Linked DNA regions of Homo sapiens: region 1 is linked to region 2. A link is a contact called in ENCODE Hi-C or POLR2A ChIA-PET data. All regions are on one chromosome and are shown on one strand. Each heading gives the region's core, a stretch centred on a gene start or an enhancer-like site at or near the end of the contact. The rest is flanking DNA. Distances are from core to core; before and after follow the strand shown. Region 1 overlaps RPA1 (replication protein A1). Region 2 overlaps MYO1C (myosin IC).

Region 1 (7,559 bases), core at 4,175-6,674, 360 kb before region 2:
GTAGTTGGGTGTGGTGGCACATGCCTATAGTCCCAGCTACTCGAGAGGCTGAGGCAGGAGGATTGTTTGCATCTGGGAAGCAGAGGCTGCAGTAAGGTGAGATGGCACCACTGTACTCTACCTGAGTGATAGTAAAGCCCTGTCTCAAAAAAAAAAAAAAAAAAAAAAAAACTAGCTGGGCGCAGTCGTCCCAGCTACTCAGAGGGTGAGGAGGGAGGATCACTTGAGCCAGGGAGATAAAGCTGCAGTAAACTATGATCATGTATGTCACTGCACTCCAGCTTGGATGACTAAGTGAGATCCTGTCTCAAAAAAAAAAAAAAATGAAGCTAGAGGCCAGGCACGGTGGCTCACGCCTGTACTCCCAGCATTTTGGGAGCCCAAGGCAGGTGGATCACATGAGGTTGGGAGATCAAGACTAGCCCAGCCAGCATAGTGAAACCCCGTCTCTACTAAAAATATAAAAATTGGCTGGGTGTGGTGGCGGGCACCTGTAATCCCAGCTATTCAGGAGGCTGAGGTAGGAGAATCGCTTGAACCCGAGAGGTGGAGGTTGCAGTGAGCCGAGATCTCACCACTGCACTCCAGCCTGGCGACAGAGCTAGACTCCATCTCAAAAAAAATAAAAAATAAAAAATAAAAATGAAGCTGGAGAATTTACAATGCCAGATTTCAAGATTTACTATAAATCTTCAATGTTTATGATGATGTGGTATTGACATAAGCACCAACATAGAAATCAATTGACATTCCAGAAACAGATACACATATACAGTCCATTGATTTTATATAAAGTGACTAAGGGGCCGGGCGCAGTGGCTCACGCCTGTAATCCCAGCACTTTGGGAGGCCGAGGCAGGTGGATCACGACGAGGTCAGGAGATTGGGACCATCCCGGCTAACACGGTGAAATACCGTCTCTACTAAAAATACAAAAAAAAATTAGCCGGGCATGGTGGCGGGTGCCTGTAGTCCCAGCTACTCGGGAGGCTGAGGCAGGAGAATGCTGTGAATCCGGGAGGTGGAGCTTGCAGTGAGCCGAGATCGTGCCACTGCACTCCAGCCTGGGTGACAGAGCGAGGCTCCATCTCAAAAATAAAAAATTAAAAAAATAAATAAATAAAGTGACTAAGTAACTCAATGAAATGGGATAGTGTTTTCAATAAACAGGGCTGGAACAACTGAATATCTGTATTTAAAAAAGAGCTATATATCATAGATAAAATAGTAAACTTGAAATGCATTACAGACCACAAGGCAAAGCGAAAACTATAAAACTTCTGGAAGAAAACACAGCATAAAAGATTTGTGACCTTGGGTCGGGTAGGCAAAGATTTCTTTTTTTTTTTTTTTTTTGAGACTGAGTTTCACTCTTGTTGCCCAGGCTGAAGTGCAATGGTGCGATCTTGGCTCACCACAACCTCCACCTCCTGGGTTCAAGTAATTCTCCTGACTCAGCCTCCTGAGTAGCTGAGGTTACAGGCATGCGCCACCACGCCCGGCTAATTTTGTATTTTTAGTAGAGACGGGATTTCTCCATGTTGGTCAGGCTGGTCTCGAACTCCTGACCTCAGGTGTTCTGCCCGGCTTTGCCTCCCAAAGTGCTGGGATTACAGGCGTTAGCCACTGCACCCTGCTGTTTTTATTTTATTTATTTAATTATTTTTTTGAGACGGAGTTTTGCTCTGTTGCCCAGGCTGGAGTGCAGTGGTGCGATCTTGGCTCACTACAAGCTCCGCCTCCCGGGTTCACGCCATTCTCCCGCCTCAGCCTCCCGAGTAGCTGGGACTACAGGTGCCTGCCACCACGCCCAGCTAATTTTGTATTTTTAGTAGAGACGGGATTTCTCCATGTTGGCCAGGTTGGTCTCGAACTCTCGACCTCAGGTGATCCGCCCGCCTCAGCCTCCCAAAGTGCTGGGATTACAGGCATGAGCCACCACATCCAGCCTAGCAAAGATTTCTTAGGACACACAAACACAACTCTGCAAAAAACAAAACAAAAACAAACAAAAAAACACAACCTGATAACTTGGACTTCATGAAAATTTAAAAGTGCACTTCAAAAAAAACAAAATTTCAAAAAAGAAAAGGCAAGTCACAGATTGGGAAAAAATATATGTAATATTTATATTTAACAAAAGACCTAGCAAGAATCAAGAATTCTCACAACTCATTAATAAGCACAAAACCCAATTTTTAGGTGAACAAAAGATGTGAACAGACACTTCTTTCGTGAAGATATACAAATGGCCAGTAAGCCCACGAAAAGATGCTCAACGTCACTAGCCACCAGAGAAATACAAATAAAAGCACAGTGAGATACCATTACACATTCACTAGAATACTCGAAATCAAAGACTGATGACTGGCAAGGATATGGAGCAACTAGAATTCTCATGATCACACTGGAAAAGGTTGGCGATTTCTTTTACACATTCAGTTACCTGTGACCCAGCAATTACATTCCTAGATATTTATCCCAGAGAAACGAAAACATATTTCCACAAAAAGAGTTGTACTTAAATGGTCATAGCATCTTCATTTATAATAGCCAAAAGATGAAAATAACCCAAATGTGCAATAATAAGTAAATAAACAAATTTTGTTATAGTCATACAATGGAATACTACTGAGCCATAAAAAGGTGCAGATTACTGAATTAACATGGGTAAATCTCAAAAACCATTTTGGTCCACAGTGGTGGCTTGTGCCTGTAACCCCAACACTTTGGGAGGCCAAGGTGGGAGGATCACTTGAGCCCAGGAGTTCAAGATCATCCTGGACAACACACCAAGACTCCATCGCTACAAAAAATATTTTTAGGCCGGGCGTGGTGGCTCACACCTGTAATCCCAGCACTTTGGGAGGCTGAGGCGGGTGGATCACGAGGTCAAGAGATCGAGACCATCCTGACCACCGTGGTGAAGCCCCGTCTCTACTAAAAATACAAAAATTAGCTGGGGATGGTGGCATGCGGCTGTAATCCCAGCTACTCGGGAGGCTGAGGGAAGAGAATCGCTTCAACCCAGGAGGCAGAGGTTGCAGTGAGCTGAGATTGCGCCACTGCACTCCAGTCTGGCAACAGAGCAAGACTGTGTCTCAAAAAAAAAAAAAAAAATTTTTTTTTAATTAGCCAAGAGTGGTGGCATGCACTTGTAGTCCCAGCTACTCAGGAGGCTGAGGTGCGAGGATCTCTTGAGTTCAGGAGGTCAAGGCTGGAGTGAGCCATGACTGTGTCGCTGCACTCCAGCCTGGGTGACAGAGACCCTACCTCTGGGGAAAAAAAAAAAACTGCTGAAAGAAGCCAGACACAAAAGGATAGATATTATTTGATTCCATTTATATGAAGTCTTAGGAAAGGCAAAACTAACCTACAAAGGTAGAAACCAGAACACTGGTTGCCTAGGGTGAGGATGGAGGTGGGGAAGGAGCAAGAGGAGTTGTGCGTTGATGGAAGTATTCTATATCTCCACAGGGGCAATGTGGTTACAGGGGTGCGCACATTTGTCAAAGTTCATCAAGCTGTACATTTAAAATACGTGCAATTTGGCCGGGCATGGTGGCTTATGCCTGTAATCCCAGCACTTTGGAAGGCCAAGGCAGGAGGAGCATCTGAGGTCAGGAGTTCGAGACCAGCCTGGCCAACATAGTGAAACCCCATCACTATTAAAAATACAAAAATTAGCCAGGTGGTGGCGTGCACCTGTAACCCCAATTACTAAGGAGACTGAGGCATGAGAACTGCTTGAACCTGGGAGGCAGAGGTTGCAGTGAGCTGAGATCACGCCACTGCACTCCAGGGTGACAGGAGGAAACTCTGCCTCAAATAAATAAATAAATAAATAAAAAAGGTGCAATTTACTATACGTAAGCAAAATGTCAATGACAGTGATTTTTCTAAAAAGCAGTTATTCTGGGGAACAGTACTGGACAAGGTAAGGCAGGAGGTCAGTAATTACATTAAACACCTCTTTCTTTCTTCTTTCTAAATGAAATAGAGACAGGATCTTGCTATGTTGCCCAGCCTGGTATCAAACTCTTTCTTGGCCTCAAGGGATCCTCCTGCATTAGCCTCCCCAAGTGCTGAGAGTACACATGTGAGCCACCATGCCCGGCCATGAACACCTTTCTGTTCCGTTTGATTTTAAAACCACGTGCATGTATGAGGGGGATTCAAAAAGTACACGAAAAATGTGCATTATGAAAAAACTATGCATGCATTTCAAAAATTTTTTTTGCACTAAAATAAACTCATACTAACTTGTTATAACATGTCTGAACAAGACCTAGTTTGAGGTACTAAGAAGGATAAGACATCAGTTTGAAAAGAGCCCCTATCAGAGCAACATGAATTCTGCTAAAATGGAAACAACAACAAACAACAAATTCAAGGGGAAGGTTGGGTGGAAGAAGGATGAGATCACTTATGAAAGAAAAGTATATGGGGACGATGCTCCAAAGAAATCAGCTGTTTACAAATGTAACTCATTTTAAGGGACAAGGCCAGGCACAGTGGCTCATGCCTATAATCCCAAAGACTTGGGAGGCAAGGCAGGAGAACTGTTTGGAGACCAAGAGTTAGAGACCAGCTTAGGCAAGATGGCGAAACCCCATCTCTACACAAAATTAAAAAAAAAAAAAATTAGCTGGGCATGGTGGCATGCACCTGTACTCCCAGCTACTGGAGAGGTTGAGGTGGAAGGATCACTTGAGCCCAGGAGTTGGAGGTTGCAGTGAGCTATGATCATGCCACTGCACTCCAGCCTGAGAGACAAAGAACAAGACTCTGTCATTTAAAAAAAATTACGGCCAGGTGCAATGGCTCAAGTCTGTAATCCCAGGACTTGGGGAAGCCGAGGCGGCAGATCACTTGAGGCCAGGGGTTCAAGACCAGCCTGGACAACATGACGAAACCTCATCTCTACTAAAAATACAAAAATTAGCTGGGCGTGGTGGCGCACGTCTGTAATCGAGAGACAGAGGCAAAAGAATCACTTGAACCTGGGAGGTGAAGGTTGCAGTGAGCTGAGATTGTGCTTCTGCACCCCAGCCTGGGCAACAGAGTGAGACCCTTTAAAAAAAAAATCCCTAGTAAGTATATAAAGCAACAAATGTAATACTCAAGGGCACATGTGTTCAAATCTTCACCCCATGGACACATTATTCAACCTCTCTGTACTTCCTTCCTCTGTAAAATGGGAGTATAATAGCTATCTTCTAGGGTTACTTAAGTACTGACTACTAAAGCATCTGTCACATTAGAAATAGTCAAAAACATTAGTTCCCTTCCCCTTTCGTTATATAATTAAGATACAAATGCTATGTATTCTGTTGACCACAAGAGTTCTATGCATCATCTCTTATTTTATCATGTGACTCTTGCCCAAACGCCTTCACATGTGTGTGGTATTTGCGTACCCTTTGTGGCCTGTGTCTTTTGAACGAAAATGATACCTGCTTTAGCTGATAATGAAAGTCAGCAAAGGTTCTCCAACTCATTCCATCACCACAAACACATGTGAAACTTTCATTCTTCATTTATGAACAAAATACTTCACCTACGCTGGAAATAGGTTTATAAAATTTTGAATATAAAAACATGGCCAGGTGCAGTGGCTCACATCTATAATCACAGCACTTTGGGAAGCTGAGGCGAGAGGATCGCTTAAGCCCAGGAGTTTGAGACTAGCATGGGCAACAGAGTGAGACCCCATCTCTAAAAAATAAAAAAACTTATCAAATTATTTAAATATCTCCATGATCATTCTTTATTTTTTTTTGAGACAGTCTCACTCTGTCGCCCAGTCTGGAATGCACTGGTGCAATCTCGGCTCACTGCAACCTCTGCCTCACGGGTTCAAGCAATTATCCTGCCTCAGGCTCTCAAGCAGCAGGGATTACAGGCACACGCCAACACACCCAGCTAATTTTGTATTTTTAGTAGACCAGGGTTTCCCCATGTTGGCCAGGCTGATCTCGAACTCCTGACCTCAAGTGATCCACCTGCCTTGGCCTCCTAAAGTGCTTAGATTACAGGCATGAGCCACTGCGCCTGGCCCATGATCAGTCTTTTTAAAAGTGAAGAACCATTCTTTTCTTTTTTTCTTTTGAGATGGAGTTTTGCTCTTGTTGCTGGAGTGCAATGGTGCGATCTTGGCTTACCGGAACCTCTATCTCCCGGGTTCAAGAGATTCTCCTGCCTCAGCCTCCCAAGTAGCTGGGATTCCAGGCATGCGCCCCCACACCTGGCTAATTTTGTATTTCTAATAGAGACAGAGTTTCTCCATGTTGGCCAAGCTGGTCTCAAACTCCCAATCTCAGGTGATCTGCCTGCCTTGGCTTCCCAAAATGCTGGGATTACAGGCGTGAGCCACTGCGCCTGGCCTAGAAACATTCTTAATTTGTCTTAAAGACACAAGGTAGCAGCTATAAAGTAAATGAAAGCTACAATTTAAAATCACTTCCCCGGTTTCAGCATTCACACATTCCTAATTTATTTAAATATTCACTTGAGTCCAACAATAGTTCTTCCTGTTCCTGTTTTTCCCCCAAGCTGCCTTTCTTCCCCATTCACCTGTCCCTTTCTTCCCACTGCCTCATTCATTCATGCAACTAGCAAGCATTTATTCAGCACCTAAAACTTGCCAGCACTTCTCCAGGTATTGGGGATACAATGCAGAGTAAAATAACCCAGACATGATTGCAGGCCTCATGGAATTTACACAAAGTATTAGGCCAGGCACAGTGGCTCAAGCCTGTGATCCCAGCATACTGGGAGGCCAAGGTGGGTGGATCTCGAGGCCAGGAGTTCAAGACCAGCCTGGCCTACATGGCGAAACCCTGTCTCTACTAAAAATACAAAAATTAGCAGGGTGTGGTGGTGGGCACCTGTAATCCCAGCTTCTAGGGAGGCTAAGACAGGAGAATCGCTTGAACCCGGGAGGCAGAGGTTGCAGTGAGCCGAGAATGTGCCACTGCACTCCAGCATGGGCAACAGAGCAAGACTCTGTCTCAAAACAAACAAACAAACAAACACAATAATTTTAAAATTTTAAAAAGAAACTGATAAATCAACAAACATAAAACTGCAATTATTAATAGGTAACATAAACACTGAGCATTTACTATGTATCAGTGTGCTAAGCACTTTAAATTTAATAACTCACTCCATCCTCCTACTTACCTTATGCAATAGATATCATTGCTCTCATTTTACAGAAAAGAAACAGTTTAGTATCTTGCCTCAAGTCATGCATCTAATAAGTGAATGGGGTCGTGCGCGGTGGCTCACGCCTGTAATCCCAGCACTCTGGGAGGCCGAAGCAGGTGGATTGCTTGAGGTCAGGAGTTCGAGACCAGCCTGGCCAACATGGTGAAACCCCATCTCTACTAAAAATACAAAAATTAGCCGGGCATCATGGCAGTCTCCTGTATTCTCAGCTACCTGGGAGGCTGAGGGAGGAGAATTGCTTGAACCCAGGAGGCGGAGGTTGCAGTGAGTCAAGATCGTGCCACTGCACTCCAGCCTGGGCAACAGAGCAAGACTCCATCTCAAAA
Region 2 (6,993 bases), core at 3,915-6,414:
GCCTGTAATCCCAGCTACTCGGGAGGCTGAGGCAGGAGAATCGCTTGAACCCGGGAGGTGGAGGTTGCAGTGAGCCGAGATCACGGCAACAGAGCTAGACTCTGTCTCAAAAAAAAGAAGCAGCACAGTGAGCTGGCCAGGGTCACATAGGAAGAGAGTAACAGTCCGGCTAGAACCAGACTCCCACCTCGGGAAGGAGGCCTCCTGTCCCTCTACCACCTTCCCTCTGGGGTGGCCACCTGTCCTCCCTGAGGTCCCACTACCAGCACCCCTCCCCATACTGCAGGCTTGCTGGAGCTGGGAGTGCAGAGTGGTGGCGGCTTCCTGGTCTGCCTGAGCCTGGGAGCAGGTGGGATGCACAGGCTCTGTGGCATTCATCTCCTTGTCTCACGCTGCGTCCACAGCTCCTGAGCCCGCTGAACCTGGAGCAGGCCGCGTACGCACGAGACGCCCTCGCCAAGGCTGTGTACAGCCGCACTTTTACCTGGCTCGTCGGGAAGATCAACAGGTCGCTGGCCTCCAAGGTGAGGGCTCGGTCCACACTGCTCCCAAGGCAGAAGGGAGGGCCGTCGGCGAGGCGGGGGGTGCTGCAGGGTGGGGCTGGCACGCGCAGGGGGCCCACGCCTTCGGTTGAATGACTGCCCTAGGACGTGGAGAGCCCCAGCTGGCGGAGCACCACGGTTCTCGGGCTCCTGGATATTTATGGCTTTGAAGTGTTTCAGCATAACAGGTCGGTGCCATCTTTCCCCCGTCTCTCCTCCCGGTCTCCTGTCCTGCTCCCTCTCTTCTGTCCTCCAGCCTCTCATTCCTGCCCTGTGACTCCCCAGCCAGCCGGGGACTGTCTCTGTGTTTCTCACCTCCTGTGCTCAGGGGCGTCGTCCAGCTTTTCCCCTCTCCTGGTCCTGTGTCCCCACTGAGCCACTGTGGGCTCTTCTCCTTCCTTACAGCTTTGAGCAGTTCTGCATCAATTACTGCAACGAGAAGCTGCAGCAGCTCTTCATCGAGCTCACGCTCAAGTCGGAGCAGGAGGAGTACGAGGCAGAGGGCATCGCGGTGTGTGCTAGCCTGGGGGCACTCTCCGTGGGCCACGGGGAGCCTGGGTATCGGGGCCCCTGGGAGAGGGTGCCAGGACCCCACGGTGATCCCTTCCTTCCCTTCTGCCCCTCAGTGGGAGCCCGTCCAGTATTTCAACAACAAAATCATCTGTGATCTGGTGGAGGAGAAGTTTAAGGGCATCATCTCGATTTTGGTGAGTCCTCTGCGCCTCCAAGGCCTGGTGCTGGAGGCTGGGTGGGAGGATGTCCCCCTTCTCCGTTCTCTCCAGGCTGGTCCACGGAGGGCCAGAGTTTGGGGCTGAGTAGAGACAGGGCAGAGCTGTGAATGGAGGATGGAGGGAGGTGCCGCCCCAGTTGGAAGCTCTCTGTGGAGACTCCCTGTGATCTGCCCCTCCCCTGTGTCTGTGCCTCCCAGCACGGTGACCCCAATCCTCTGTGCGCTCTGACCTGTCCCCCATACGTCCTTCCCCCTGTGCCACACCCCCCAGGATGAGGAGTGTCTGCGCCCCGGGGAGGCCACAGACCTGACCTTCCTGGAGAAGCTGGAGGATACTGTCAAGCACCATCCACACTTCCTGACGTGAGTGGGGCTGCGGGGCTGCTGGGGGCAAGGGCTCACTTGCAGCAGAGCCTGCGGAGTGCAGGAGTCCCTCCGCCATCACAAAACACCAGCCACAAGGAGGTGACCAGGGACGGTGCTGAGTTAAGGACCCCTCACATGTGTCCAGAAACTAAGAAGCTTAGCCAGGCATGCTGACACGCCTGGAGTCCCATCTATGCAGAAGGCTGGGGCAAGAGCATCACTTGAGCCCTGGAGTTTTGAGGTTGCAGTGAGCTAGGATCAACCCACTGCACTCCAGCCTGGGTGACAAGAGCGAGACTCCGTCTCAAAAAAAAAAAAAAAGGGAAAAAAATAAATAATGAATTTTTTAAAAAAGAGAAAGAAGGCCAGGTGCAGTGGCTCACGCCTGTAATCCTAGCACTTTGGGAGGCTGAGGCGGGTGGATCACCTTAGGTTAGGAGTTCAAAACGAGCCTGGGCAACATGGTGAAACCCAGTCTCTACTAAAAATGCAAAAATTCGCTGGGTGTGGTGGCAGGTGCCTATAATCCCAGCTACTCGGGAGGCTGAGGCGGGAGAATCGCTCGAACCCGGGAGGTGCAGGTTGCAGTGAGCCGAGATCGCACCACTGCCCTCCAGCCTGAGCGACAGAGTGAGACTTCAACCCCAAAAAAAAAAACAAAAAACAAGACACTAGTAGCCTGGCTTCCTCCTTCTTCTTGTTTGAGAATGAAACTTGCTAAGATTTTTCATCTTCCTTGTTTGGAAATTGATTTTTATTGAAGGAATCCTCTGAAGTGGGGAGAGGTAGAAACAGGAACAAGCGCCTCTGTCCAGCGCGGTCTGATGCATGCTGTGCATGTCGTCGCTTCACCTGCAGCTGCTCCTTGAGGGGTTCTTGGTGTTTTCTCACTGAGACTCCAAGAGGCGAAGTCATTTCCCCAAAATTAGCTCTCATCTGGGTTGCCGAGCTGGGGTCAGTGCCAGGGCTGTTGAATGCCAAAGCCATGAGTATTTTTTGCATAATAATATATTGAAAATTTGTTTCTGGATGGGCGTGGTGGCTCACGCCTGTCATCCCGACACTGTGGGAGGCCTAGGTGGGCAGAGATCACCTGAGGTCAGGAATTCAAGACCAGCCTGGCCAACATGGTGAAACCCTATCTCTATTAAAACTACAAAAATTAGTCAGGCGTGGTAGTGGGCACCTATAATTCCAGCTACTTGGGAGCTAGGAGAATTGCTTGAACCTGGGGGGCGGAGCTTGCAGTGAGCTGAGATGGTGCCACTGCACTCCAGCCTGGATGACAGAGTGAGACTCCGTCTCAAAAAAAAAAAAAAGACTTGTTTCTAGGAGTCTCTCTGAATCTATTCGGGTTTAGGGGCTGCCTGATTCATTAAATAATAAATACTAAAAACTTGTTCCTGATTATAAAAATAATATTGCTTATTACAGCAAAGTTGGAATGTGCGCAAAAGCCACCTGTGATCCCGTCGCCCAAAGGCCATGGCTGTTAACTGTGTGAGGCATTTCCCTCCTGCCTTTTTCTATGCATTTTTTTTCGTAGTCGAGAACTTGTGTATAAGGCTCAGGGTAAATATCCTGCACATTTTCCCGTATCATCAAACAACATTTTCCTCAGAACACTTCCTGGAGCGGTTCTGACCCACAGATACTCCCCTCTCTCACCCAGCCCTTCGGGGCCCCTGGCCAGCCTCCCAGGTTTCTGCTGGAATCACAAGGCTGCCACAAACATCTCCGTGCCTTCAATCTTTGTCCGTGTCTCTGGTTAGCTGCTTGAAATAGTTCTTAAAAGCAAATGGGTGAAAGGGTATAAACACGCCTAAGACTTAAGTGCTCTCTTGGGGCAGCAGATTCCATTCTGAAAAGTAGTGCGCAGCTCACCACCCCTTCTGAGCAGAGCCCGCAGCGGCCGAAGCAACGAGAGTTTCCCTCCCTGCAGCGTACCCTGGCCGTCAGGAGGCCCAGGTCCCGGTCCTGGCACTGTGTGGCCCTGGCCAAGGCCATCTACCTCTCTGAGCCTCCATGGTCCGCTCTGATCAGGGAGGCCACTGGCCCTGCCTGGCCTGCCTCAGTGACCCAGCCCTGGGGGTGCACCTGCTCTTTTTTTTTTGGAGTGTAGTGGCACCATCTCGGCTCACTGCAACCTCTGCCTCCCAGGTTCAAGCGATTCTCCTTTGTCAGCCTCCTGAGTAGCTGGGACTACAGGCGCCCACCACCACGCCTGGCTAATTTTTGTATTTTTGGTAGAGATGGGGTTTCACCATATTGACCAAGCTGGTCTCGAAGTACTGACTTTGTGATCTACCCACCTCGGCCTCCCCAACTGCTGGGATTACAGCCGTGAGCCACTGTGCCCGGCCTGGGGTGCACCTGGGCAGCTGGTTCCTGCTCCTGAGGCCCTTTCAGCAGGCAGAGGGCTTGGCTCAGGCCGGCAGCCATCTGCAGCTTCCTCCCTGTCACCCCCAGGCACAAGCTGGCTGACCAGCGGACCAGGAAATCTCTGGGCCGAGGGGAATTCCGCCTTCTGCACTATGCGGGGGAGGTGACCTACAGCGTGACCGGTGAGGATCCTGGGGCTGTGTCCCCACAGGGGCCTGCGGGGAGGCTCTGTCTCACCTCACGTCGGTTCTCCCCTCCCAGGGTTTCTGGACAAAAACAATGACCTTCTCTTCCGGAACCTTAAGGAGGTGAGGAGGACGTGGGGAGGCCGGGGTGGGGGTGGGGATAGCCCACAGCTCTGCACCTGTGTCCAGGAGCCTGTCCTGCCTGTCCCTGTGCCCCACCCTGACCCCGGCTCTGCCCACACAGACCATGTGTAGCTCAAAGAATCCCATTATGAGCCAGTGCTTTGACCGGAGCGAGCTCAGTGACAAGAAGCGGCCAGAGACGGTGAGGAGGTGGCGGGACCGGGCGCAGGGGTGCATGCGCCTGAGTGTGCATGAGGGCCTGTGTGAGCCTGGGAGCTGGCAGCGTGCGTGTGAACGCGTGTGAGCCCGTGCACATCTGCAGGTGTCTGTAGGGGGCTGCCTTAGGTGCCTCTTTGCCTACTTTTTTTTTTTTTTTTTTTTTTTGAGACAGGGTCTCGCTCTGTTGCCCAGGCTGGAGTGCAGTGGCGCAATCTGGGCTCACTGCAACCTCCACCTCCCTGGTTCAAGCGATTCTCCTGCCTCAGTCTCCTGAGTAGCTGGGATTACAGGCGCCTGCCACCATGCCCGGCTAATTTTTTGTATTTTAAGTAGAGATGGGGTTTCACCATGTTGGCCTGGCTGGTCTCAAACTCCTGACCTCGGGTGATCCACCTGCCTCGGCCTCCCAAAGTGTTAGGATTACCGGTGTGAGCCACCACGCCTGTCCCTGTTTGCCTACTTGTGTGTGTGTGCTGTGTCTATAGTGGAGTCGTGTGTCTTCAGTGTGGGCTGTGTCTGTAGGGGAATCCTTGTGTACGTCTGTCTCTGTGGGTGCCCATATGTTGACAGCTGCCTCTGTGCGGTTGCTGTCATGTGTCTACCCACTCAGCAGACATTTATAGCAGACACTGCCAGGCACTGAGGTACCACAATGAGTGGGTGTGCCTGCAGCAACATGTGCACAGGGTGCTTTGCAAACTTAGAAGAGGGAACAGCAAACGGCCTGACGGGGCGGAAGGGGTGAGGGGTTGGGGAGGCTCCCTGGAGGAGGAAGCATTGGAGATGACTTGGGAATGTCAGATGAACCTATAGTGAGGGCCCAGTCCAGACACAGAGAGTCTAAAAAGGCCATGAGGTGAGCAGGAAAGCGATGGCATCAAGGAGAAGGACCGGGGGAAAGGCAGGCATGGCCAGGGTGCCAGATGCAGGGAGGGCTCCAGCGAGCTGAAGGCGGAGGTACGGCTGTTGGGCTTGGCAAAAAGAGGGTCAGGGGAGCCCCAGAAGAGTGAGGTCAGTGAGTCCATAGGGAGGTGGAAGCCAGACTGCCTGGCAGGGAGGGCATGCAGGCGACATGCTGCCCAGGGTGTGGCTCACTGTGCCCCTGCCCGCTGCTGCCGTCCACCCCACCCTCTCCCGAAGCACCACATCCTCCCGGCCCTAGCGTCTCCCTGCTGAGGATGCCTACACACCCTCCCGCCCAGGCCTCTCCAGCAAGCCACAGACTCGTGTATCTCATCCTCTTCCCCTAGGTGGCCCCAGGGCACCCTAGATCCCACTGGTCTATAACAAACGGGCCCTTGGTCTGCCCCTCCAGGCTTTCTCCTTCTTTGACCCAGTCCCCCAGGCCAGAAACCTGGGTGTCATCCCCTTTTTTGTTTTTGTTTTTGTTTTTGAGACGGAGTCTCGCTCTGTCACCCAGGCTGGAGTGCAGTGGCGCGATCTCGGCTCACTGCAACCTCTGCCTCCTGGGCTCACGCCATTCTCCCACTTCACACTCACGAGTAGCTGGGATTACAGGTACCCGCCATCGTGCCCGGCTAATTTTTTTATTTTTGTAGAGATGGGGTTTCACCATGTTGGCCAGGCTAGTCTTAAACTCCTGACCTCAGGTGATCCGCCCGCCTCGGCCTCCCAAAGTGCTGGGATGACAGGCGTGAGCCACCGCGCCCGGCTCCGGCCCCCTCGTTCTTTTCTCTCCTTGTCTCCCTTGTCCAGCCACTGGATCTTGCCGGAGTACTTAGCAGCTCCCCCTCAGTCCTTCCCTGTAGCCACTTCACCCGCCCCTCCTCCTTATCCTTTAAAGCTCAGCAGAGCGTCATTTCCAGAAGACGTCACCTGGTGCCCCCTAACCCTCAGACTGGATGAATTGTCCCTTTGTGGGGCTCTCAGAACCCACAGGCATACACCTGCTACTCTCGGAACACCGGGATTGTGAGTCTTTGCCAAGGAGCGTGCTCCTCCGCCAGGCCTGAGATCCTTCCAGGTCCCGCAGAGCAGCATACCCAGATACTAGCTGAATGCGTAGCATGGGACATGCTGTTTAGGAACGCAGCCCTGAAGTTCTAGAAAGAAAAAGAAGGGCCACTAAAGGGAGGTGTAGCACTGAGGTTGCTGGGAGACCTGAGCAGGAGTTTTAGGCTGGAGTGAGGCTCGTAGACTGAGGTCTCTCGCCCAGCCAGAGGGGTAAGGGGTGGAGTCTGGCCCCCTCCTCTGCTGCGAGGAAGCTGTGGTGGGAGGAGTAAGGACCAGGCAGAATCAGAGGCTGCTGCGCGCGTCACCAGCCAGGGGAGTGGGGTACTCGCTGCTGGGGTCAGCAGCTTTAGCCCAGCTCCGGCCAACCTCCCATGCCTCTTGGCTCGCCAGGTCGCCACCCAGTTCAAGATGAGCCTCCTGCAGCTGGTGGAGATCCTGCAGTCTAAGGAGCCCGCCTACGTCCGCTGCATCA

The links. A loop is a pair of places that touch in the nucleus more often than their neighbours do. ChIA-PET counts read pairs that join two places held with the same protein, here RNA polymerase II (POLR2A). Pooled maps may share reads with other maps.
Region 1: a loop to region 2 is called in a pooled map, with 3 times the contacts of the local background. The contact joins two enhancer-like sites. A Hi-C loop is called at or near these places in 2 of 50 pooled maps. POLR2A ChIA-PET finds 5 or more read pairs at or near these places in 3 of 52 experiments (BJ, HEK293T and activated CD4-positive, alpha-beta T cell).

The regions. Positions count from the first base shown.
Region 1 is chr17:1,832,401-1,839,959 of GRCh38, reverse strand. All of the region lies in intron 1 of RPA1 (replication protein A1), which reads right to left. Among named protein-coding and RNA genes, the nearest start is that of RPA1, 6.2 kb to the right of the region's middle. Within about 2 kb of position 5,424, at least 4 of the 41 ENCODE cell types and tissues checked have a DNase peak (open chromatin) inside an H3K27ac peak, as active enhancers do.
Region 2 is chr17:1,472,147-1,479,139 of GRCh38, reverse strand. It overlaps MYO1C (myosin IC), which reads left to right. Exons shown (of 32, transcript NM_001080779.2): 10 at 405-524; 11 at 648-730; 12 at 948-1,053; 13 at 1,169-1,249; 14 at 1,544-1,635; 15 at 4,108-4,202; 16 at 4,282-4,328; 17 at 4,450-4,530; 18 at 6,912-6,993. Among named protein-coding and RNA genes, the nearest start is that of MYO1C, 17 kb to the left of the region's middle. RefSeq lists enhancers at 3,959-4,028, 4,179-4,308 and a silencer at 5,119-5,208. Within about 2 kb of position 5,164, at least 2 of the 41 ENCODE cell types and tissues checked have a DNase peak (open chromatin) inside an H3K27ac peak, as active enhancers do.